2 separate regions of the Homo sapiens genome follow, and region 1 is linked to region 2. Evidence: chromatin contacts called from ENCODE Hi-C or POLR2A ChIA-PET data. All regions are on one chromosome and are shown on one strand. Each heading gives the region's core, a stretch centred on a gene start or an enhancer-like site at or near the end of the contact. The rest is flanking DNA. Distances are from core to core; before and after follow the strand shown. Region 1 holds the start of ZBTB34 (zinc finger and BTB domain containing 34). Region 2 holds the start of MIR181A2HG (MIR181A2 host gene).

Region 1 (4,201 bases), core at 711-3,210, 2.2 Mb after region 2:
GAGACCATGACAATCAGCTAAACAACAAGAACGAAAAAAGCAAGGGGCTGGAAAAATATATAAATGATGAGTTTGGTGACCCAGTTAGGTGGGAGAGTAAATATAAACTATGAGGGAAATACCCAGCATCCAATGGACAGACAGAGGGCCAACAACTTTGAGACACTTGGCAGAGGAGGGTCAAAAACTCAGGAACTATTTTAGTCTTTATAGTACTTAATGATATGCAAATATTGTGTCACAGCCAAGAAGACCCTAACTCTTATCAACGAATTTAGCAAAAATCAGTTAAAATGATGAGGCCCAAGGCTGATCTGTAGGAAAACCTCTGGGCATAAGAATCAGCTCAGCAGTCCGGAGGAAACCTGACAAGATGATGTATTCCTGTGCCCTGGGTGCACACGTATCTCACCCTTGGGGACAGATCTCAAGAAAACAACTCAAGTGCAATAGCAATTCAAGAGCGAGACTACCTGTCTGCCCAGGTGCCTGCAGTTATAGGCAGGTTGCCTAAAATCCTATGCTTGGATGTTCTGTTGCTATAAGAAGTCAGAGAGACAAGGGAGTTCATCCCAAGTCTGCCATTTACTAGCTGTGTGACTTTGGATAAGTCACTCAACCTCTCTGAGCCTCAGTTCCCTCTTGGATTAAAATGGGAATAGATCGCCACCTCCTTAGGTTGTGTTAAATGAGGTCATGGCTGTCAAGTGTCTACACAGTGCCCTGCATGGAGTGTTTGACAAAGGGTAGCTGTTGCTATTGGAGGATGACCACTGGACAGATCCTGGAGAGACAGTTCCTGCTTGCAAAGGATGAAGTAACATCAGGAAGTCTCAGCAGCTTTCTATCCTGAAGAGGAGCTGGTATCTTTGCCTCCTAGTTTATTTTTATTACAAAGCCAGAAAAAGGAAAATAAACCTCTGCCACAACTACTGACTCCACCAAAATGCAAAGGGAAGCTCTTCAAAGAGTGTTACATTGGTCTAATGCTGGGAGGAAAACGCTGGGTGAGGCTCCCACTCCCACCCAACGGTTTGAAGACTGGGGTGTCCCCAAGGGTCTGGAAATGCACATTTTTTGAGGCATGCTCTGTGACATGGGTTTTATAACAGTGAGTTGGGAATTTTCACCTCCGTTTTGTTTTTGAGACAGGGTCTTGCTCTTTCACCACTGCTGAAGTACAGTGACACGATCATGGCTCATCGCAGCCTCGACCTCCCGGACTCAAGCGACCCTCCCACCTCAGCCTCCCCAATAGCTGGAACTACAGGCATGTGCCACCAAGCCTGGCTAAGTTTTAAAAATTTAAATGGGGCCTCCCTATGTTGCCCAGGCTGGTCTCAAACTCCTAGGATCAAGTGATCCTCCCGCCTCGCCCTCCCAAAGTGCTGGGATTACAGGCGGGAGCCACCTCCGTTTTGAGAGAGAGAAAACCTGCCCAAGGTGGTAAGTCAAGAGACCCCCTATGACAGGTCCCCAGAGCCCTGCTGCTAACCACTGCACCTTGCTGCCTTCAGCTGCCCTGCCAGGAGCAGCTCGGGTGCGTGGCATGCGCCTGAAGAGATGCAGGAGGGAGGGTCTTGGAAGGGAGGGCTGGGCTGGGGGCAGGCCCCCCAGTGCTGGGGGGGTCGAGGGTCCTGGGCTCTCTCCCACCCGTTCGATTCCGGGAGCCCCTGAAACGCGCCCCACTGCACCGCCCTTCTCCCGCCAGCAGGGGGCGCCGAGGAGAGCGCGGGCTGAAGGCAGAGCCGACGCCGCTTCCCGGAGTCGGGACTCCGGGGTCCAGACCAAGGCTGCCGCTAGCCCGCGGCGAGGCTCTGGGACGACAACCGGGCGGGACTCAGGACCCCGGGCCCTGGCTAGAGGTCCGCCGCGCAACGCCACCACCCGGGTTGGCGCCTGCCCGGAAGCGCGGGCGTCCAGGGGGCGGGGCCGGGAAGCGCTTCCGGGGGCGGGGGGCGCGGGCTGGGGCGGCAGCCGGAGCGGCGGGGACTGGCCTGGCGCCGGCGGCGGCGGAGGGGGCGCCGCGGGCGGGCGATGTGAGCGCGGCGCTCTGGACAGGTGAGGCACGCTGGCCGGGGGCGGCGAGCAGCGGGCTAGGCGCGGGCGGGGCAGGCGGGGCAGGCGGGGCGGGGGGCAGTCCCCGGGCCGCTGTCCGGCTCCCTCTGGGCGCGGCGGGGCGGGAGCCTCCGCGCCTGGTCAGTCCCGCGGGCAGGCGGCCGGCGCGGGCGGGAGCCGAGGCCGGGCGGGGTCCGGAGGCCCCGGGCACCTGCTGGGGTCAGGCGCGCGTCCCCGAGGGGCCAGCTGTGCTCGGTCCTGGAGTCCCGGCGCCGCTGGCCCGGCTGAGGGTCGCGCTCGGGCAGCTGCCCTGGGCTCCCAGCCTCCGCCCGGGGCGTCTCGGGATCCCCAGCTTCCGGGCCCCTAGCCCTGGGGGCGCTCCCTTTTGTACGGGGAGGGAGGGCAGATGGTTGAGTTCCCTGGAGAGCCGGCCGGGCCAGGGGTCGGCCCTTCGGGTGGCTGCCACGGAGCCGCTGCCTCACGCCACCGCCTTCCTCCAGGTAAACAGGCGGCGGCGACGGGTTGCGCTTGGCCCCAGACGTCTCCGTGGCCACTCGCGCTCAGTTGGTCCTGCCATTGCGGAGGGCTGGGCTGGGGCTGACCGGGGTTGTAAACAGTGCCCTTCTAGGCCAAGTGGCTGTGCTTTCAGGGCGGCACTCGTCTGGGAGTCTCTGTCTTGAGGCCTTCCGCAAGCCCCTTCCATGCTAGGACTCAGTTTCCCCATGTGATCATTGAGGGTTTCATTTAACTCTCTAAGAACCCTTCTGGCTCTGCCATTCCGTGTATGTCTCAAATTGGAAGGGCTGTCCCTGATTCAAGATACTGGGCAGTTTCGCTGAAGACTTTGTCAGTGTGGACTTTTTAAGCCACTTACTGCATTTTGTTTCAGACAGGCTTTAAAATGATTTCAAGAAGCGTTTTCTAAACCTCACCTTAATCCTCATTCATCCCTTGCTTTTGTCCCTAGTAGTAGTTAATCACATTCCGCCGAGTTTTTGCATGCAGAATTTTTTGTTGTTTATATTTGCCCATTTTCTCTTTGTTCCCTAGTCCAGGCCCTCTTTGCTTCACATCTGGATTATTGCAACAGCTTCTAAGCTGGTCGCTGACTCCAGAGGTTCCCCCCTCCCCCATCCTTCCTTTATGCTAAAGCCAAACTTACTATAGGAAGTCAAAAAATAGTTGAGTGCTTGCTTGCTTATTAAATGGCAAGATGCTGTTCCATGTGGTGGGAAAGTAGTAGAAGGCACACTTACAGTCTCCAGGCAGCTTTACACAGGGTGCTGAGACATTACTTATGAAAAGGTAATTTTGATGAGACAAGGCTGTGTGCTGTAGAATTAAGAAGGAGAGATGGAGGTCACTGTAGGCCGAGTGGTTAGGGAGGGTTTAGTGAGGGGCGGGATTTGAGCCGGGTGTTAAAGGATGAGTAGCATTCAGATAGGAAAAGAGGAATCAGGCCCAGTGATCCTATGGAGTTAGTGAATAGACCAGTCTCCTGGCAGAGAAGGGTTCATATAGGAGGGAAGTAGGAGGAGAGGTGGGCCGCGGCTAGTTCCTCAACTCAAACACTAGGTCAAAGTTGAAACTACTGAAGGCATTGGTGAAGAAGCTAGAGGCCAGGAGATCAGTTAAGAGGCCACGGCAGTTATACCACTGTTCAAAGCTGAGTAGTGGCCTCTTGCCTGCCACGGTATGTCCAGCCACCGCCCACCCTGTCTTTTCAAGACTCTCCGTGGTTTGGCCCCACCCCACCTACCTGAACCTTATTCTCTGCTTCTCCAAGTCTGTCCCCTGCAGAACTGAGTTAGTTACGGCTTCTTGGGTTTTGCTTCTGTTGTTCCCCCTTCTGAAGCACTGGCCTCCTTTTTCTTTTCTGTGCAAATTCTCCATTTCACTTCCTTCAAGCCCCTGCTGCAGATATACTTCCTCCAGAGGGTGTTCCCTGACTTCCCTGCCCCCATGGCTTTGTGGCACTCGGATTCAGCACTTGTTCCTTGGCTGTTGAACTTGTTCTTGTCCCAACTGGAGTGGGAGTTTTTTTAAGGGCATTGTGTCTTAATACTCCTCTCGGAGACCTTATAGTATCTAATACTGGGGCTGGACTTCTATAATAGGTACTCAAATACTTCCTGATTTTTGT
Region 2 (4,886 bases), core at 1,706-4,205:
TTTTTTCCAACTAATATTTATTGATATCTACTTCATAATAGGCCCTGTGCCTATACAGAGGCACAAGGCACAACTCAAGAGAAACTGGCCATCGTCCCAGCCCAGGAAGGGCTCACAGTGTAACAGGAAAGATGAACCCATAAATCTTAAGTATAACAGAATTACTAGGAATATAGTATGTATTAGGTGTCATCCAGGAAGGCTGGAAAGAATCTTCCCTTCTCTAGCAAACCTGATGTTAGGGACTAGCTGGTCTCTAGAGTTAAAAGGCCCATCAAAACCCTTACAACTTATAAAGTGAAAAGAGCTTCTGAGATGGGTCAGAACAGCTCTGTAAAGAAGCCCTCACATGATTTTAAGAATAGTCAAGAAAAACTGTCTTGATAGCAAAAAAGTGGAAGCTACTTAAGTGTCCATTGACAGATGAATGGATAAACAAAATGTGGTTGCTACAGTTTGGATGTAATTTGTTTGCTCCCCCCTCATTGAGTCTCATGCTGAAATCTAACCCCTTATGTTGGTGGTGGGGCCTGGTGGGAGGTGTCTGGGTCATGAAGGCAGATCCCTCATGAATGTCTTGGTGCCATTCTTGCAGTAGTCAGTGAGTGCTGGCTCTATAACTCCCTGCAAAAGCTGATGGTTTTAAAGTAGTCTGGCACCTCCTTCTTCTCTCTCTTGCCTCCTCCTCTCCTACCATGTGATCTCTGCACACACCAGCTCCCTTTCACCTTGTGCCATGAATGGAGGCAGCTTGAGGCCCTCACCAGAAGCTGGTGCCATGCTTCTTGTACAGCTTGCAGAACCATGAGCCAAATAAACCTCTTTTCTTTATAAATTACCCAGCCTCAGGTATTCCTTTACAGCAACACTAAAGGGACTAAGACAGTAGTATACACATGCAATGGTATATTATTCAGCCTTAAAACGTAAGGAAATTCTGACATGCGACAACATGCATGAACCTTGAGGACACCATGCTAAGTGAAATAAGCCTGTCAAAAGGGAACACATCTTGTATTATTCCACTTATATGAGGTATCTAGAGTAGTCAAAAAGCAAACAGACAGAGGCTAGGCACGGTGGGCTCATGCCTGTAATTCTAGGATTTTGGGAGGCCAAGGTGGGTGGATCACTTGAGATCACGAGTTCGAGACCAGCCTGGCCAACATGGTGAAACCCCGTGTCTACTAAAAATACAAAAACTAGCCAGGCGTGGTGGTGGGCACCTGTAGTCCCAGCTACTCAGGAGGCTGAGGAAGGAGAATTGCTTGAACCCAGGAGGCGGAAGTTGCAGTGAGCCAAGACAGTGCCATTGCATCCCAGCTTGGGCAACAAGAGTAAAATTCCGTCTCCAAAAACAAAAAACAAAAAATCAAAGAGAAAGTAGAATGATGGTTGTCCCCAGGGCCTGGGGGAGGGAAGAATGGCAAGTTAGTGTTTAACAGGTAGGTAGAGAATTTCAGTTTTGCAAGAGGAGAAGAGTTCTGTGGTGGATGGATGGTGGTGAAGGCTGCAAAACAACGTGAATGCACTTAACACCACAGAACTATACACTTAAAAATTATTACAACAGTCAATTTTATGTTACATATACCTTACCACAACTTAGAAAAAAAAAAGATTGTCTTGTGGCTTACAAAAAGCAAGAGAGTGCTCATCTCCTCTTCTTTCGAACATTCTTATATCTAATAGTGCATCAAAACAGCTTTTCTCGGGTTAAGACAAGAGAATAATTCTGGGGTAGTCCTCATATGGAAGGTGCTGCATAATATAGTCAACATCTAAAAAATTCCAAGTACAAACATCCAAACCCAAAATTTACAGCAAAAGAGACAGATGGAATTATTTCAACAACTGTGAGAAAGGCAAGAAATAAACAGAACTATTGGTATGTTTAAGTATCAATTTAGGACTCTATAAGCTAATTTCTAAAGAGACAAGAAAGTCCACGGAAAAAAATGATTGGTCCATGTAGAGTAGATTTCATATATCAGAGTCAAGGTCTCACAAAACAACTTTACTGTTTTGAAACTTTAAAGAAGTGTCAACTTGCATTAAATAAACAAAGCAACTGCCATGTACTAAACAAAAATGTCACAAATGACAGTCCTGTATAATGACCTGGTTTCCCAGTGGCTCAGAAAGATGGAAAATAAACCCCAAGGACCCTAGTTCAGACAGACTGAAGAGAGCAGACCGTGGCTGTCTTGCATGATTAAAGGCTATGTCACAGCTCAGTAGGGTCCATGCTTTCATAGCTTCCCCCCCCCAGCAACCCCTAATGTGACTAGGACTGGGACAAGAGTGACAGTCTCACAAAGGGGATAAAAAGACATAAAGCTTCTTCCTCATACATCCAAACACTCCAGAATCTAAAACTTCACTTCTCTGTTGTCCATCTATCCAATTTTCATTAAGAGCAATTTATATCATATAGAGGCTTCAAAGTCAAATATGCCACTTTTATTTTTACCTTATCAAACCTATAAAATCAAGACCAAGGGTTGGTCTGGATATGAAGCTTGGTTAGGATCACAATAAATTTTCAAATCAAATAATTGGTTTCAGTTAGAGCCAAGTTTATCAACAATAGGGTGATTTAGGATTCAGGAAAAATCGGCTGCCTATTTGTATTTCAGAAAGACTAGTATTTCTTCTGACACAAGTAGAGAGGTGTAAGCAACCTCTGGGTGGGTAATGCCACCAAACAAAAGCAACACCTTCAAAGTCTCTCAGTGACTAGAGGCAGCCAGACACTCAAACTGCCAGTCCTGAATTACGGCCTCTGAATGGTGAGGGCTTCACATTTCACCGATCAGGGCACAGCCCAATCAGAAGACAAACCCCTGCACTGCCAGGGACCAGCAAATCCGCTTTCTTCCAGTGTGCACATGACTAAATGTGCTTCTGTCCATCATCTGGGTCATATATAGTTCAATGCGAGCTGAGCAGACAGGGCTGCAAGGAAATCTGGCGCGGTTCAATACCTCGTCTAGCCTGGGTTCCAGTATCTAATTTTTTTTTTGTTTTAACTGACAAACTCATTTCTCTACTGGGACAGGATGCTGTGCTGGCTGGAAGTTCCATTTCTACAGCAAGAATCCTATCTGGAAACACAGAAGTTGTCCTCTAGCCACAGCAGCTCGAACTTTTTTGATTGTCGTTGCTGCTTTCTCCCATCACCCCCATCCCCTTTTGACAAAGATCCAACTGTAAAAAGTCTTACGTAACAGTTCAGGACTACTTCGGTTCTTTTACTGGGTAAGCACTTTCAATTTTTTTTTTTTAACTAAAAGCCATTTTAAAATTGAATCTGTTGAGGGGCTTGACTAAAATCTTTTAAGTAATTTGTGTAATGGAATACTGTCAGTGGATTTTTTCGTCTCATTTCTGCACGTGCTCCTTTGTTCTCAGAACAGAAGCTTTTTATACACATCCCATAACGCAGCTGGAGAGAGTTATGAAGTCAGTTATTATAAGGAACACAAAGGTTGCTTTCCATTCTTTGCCTTTAGATAATTAATTTTTTTGTTTTCTTAAAATGGAGTATTTAAAGAAGGAAGAAATTCACAAGAAATAAACTGTTGGAGAATTTAGAAAAGTTTGAAGTTTTTACCACCTTTTCTATCTCTAGTTTTGTGTGGCCAAACACTTGTGCCGCCTGGGGCGGTGGGGGTAGAGGCAAGCATAGACAGAGAGGAACTAAGCCAGACATGGACAAAGGCACGAGCCAAAACCAGACAGTCCTGGCCGTTCGATAGGCCAGCAGTGGGTGAGACAGGTCAGCCAGCTGCAGGGGCGGGAGCGGGGGGGCGGGTAGGGACATGGATGTGTGAGGTGCTCATGCGTGCGATCGTGACTAGATTCTGAAACTGCCAGCCATTTTCCCAGCTCCGCTTTGTGCAATCTAAAGGAATGCATCCCCTCTGAAGCAGTCTTGCCAGAGCCTAGTGAGGGAGAGAAGTATGGTAAATACCACAACATATGGAATCAGAAAATACCGGGAACTGGAGTGGGCAAGGGGGAATGCAGAGGGTGTGGAAATTTTTTAGTGATCTGGAATGTGTTGAGTGACAGGAAGTGCCCCAAGCTTCTCCCCCACCAACTCTTCTCAGTCGCGCCTGCTTTTGTCTAACTCTTGTAATCTACACACTACTGCTTACAAAGCTGTCTGAGTTTAAGACAAAAAGAAACCTAAAAGTCTCCTTACTTCATAGTACCTGTGATATGGAAGGAATGTAAAAGCATGACCCTTTAAGCCTATGGACATTTTTTCAGGTATACAGGAGAAAGATAAAATAATTTTCCACAGAAAAATGAGAATTATGAATTATATAGTTCAGGTTCCAAATCTAATTTTTAAAAGAATTCTGATTCTGCTACACTTTACAAATGCTTAGGTTGGTTCCTAATTTGAAGCAGACTTGTTTTATTTGGTTAATGCATTGCATTTGAACTTGTTTCTATTTTCTTTGCATAAATTTGGACTTTGGGAGAAAAATGCAAAGTAATAAGTAGAATGCACTTGGGGGAAAAAAGGAGGATTTTTCCCTTCATGGGTTGGAAAGTATTTTAAAGGGTTGTTTTCTTGAAAAAACAAGCTCTCTCTTACTTTCTGCATCTATGCTATAAAGATAACTATGCTATAATAAATGTAAGGTAGAAAACTTTAAAGAGAAAATAACAGTGTTCTAAGTGAAAAGCTACTTAGCATTTTCCCAAACTTACACATTATCAACAGAAACACTAAAAATTAAGAGAAAAGCAGCCAACTAATTAAATAGCTAGCCTTATTTTGGGGGTATGGGATAGAAAATTAAGTGTGAATAAAATGATACTTGGGAATGTTTCTCCCTCGTACCACAAAGGATGTTAGTGGTCAGCCT

What was found. A loop is a pair of places that touch in the nucleus more often than their neighbours do. ChIA-PET counts read pairs that join two places held with the same protein, here RNA polymerase II (POLR2A). Pooled maps may share reads with other maps.
Region 1: a loop to region 2 is called in a pooled map, with 2.6 times the contacts of the local background. The contact joins the promoter of ZBTB34 here to the promoter of MIR181A2HG in region 2. A Hi-C loop is called at or near these places in 1 of 50 pooled maps. POLR2A ChIA-PET finds 5 or more read pairs at or near these places in 3 of 52 experiments (A673, K562 and MCF 10A).

What each region holds. Positions count from the first base shown.
Region 1 is chr9:126,858,679-126,862,879 of GRCh38, forward strand. ZBTB34 (zinc finger and BTB domain containing 34) reads left to right here and starts at 1,961. Exons shown (of 2, transcript NM_001099270.4): 1 at 1,961-2,061. RefSeq lists silencers at 1,580-1,979, 2,010-2,089, 2,100-2,149, 2,260-2,479 and an enhancer at 2,104-2,901.
Region 2 is chr9:124,655,481-124,660,366 of GRCh38, forward strand. It overlaps MIR181A2HG (MIR181A2 host gene), which reads left to right and starts at 2,956. Exons shown (of 2, transcript NR_038975.1): 1 at 2,956-3,261. All of the region lies in intron 2 of NR6A1 (nuclear receptor subfamily 6 group A member 1), which reads right to left. RefSeq lists enhancers at 3,003-3,122, 3,944-3,993.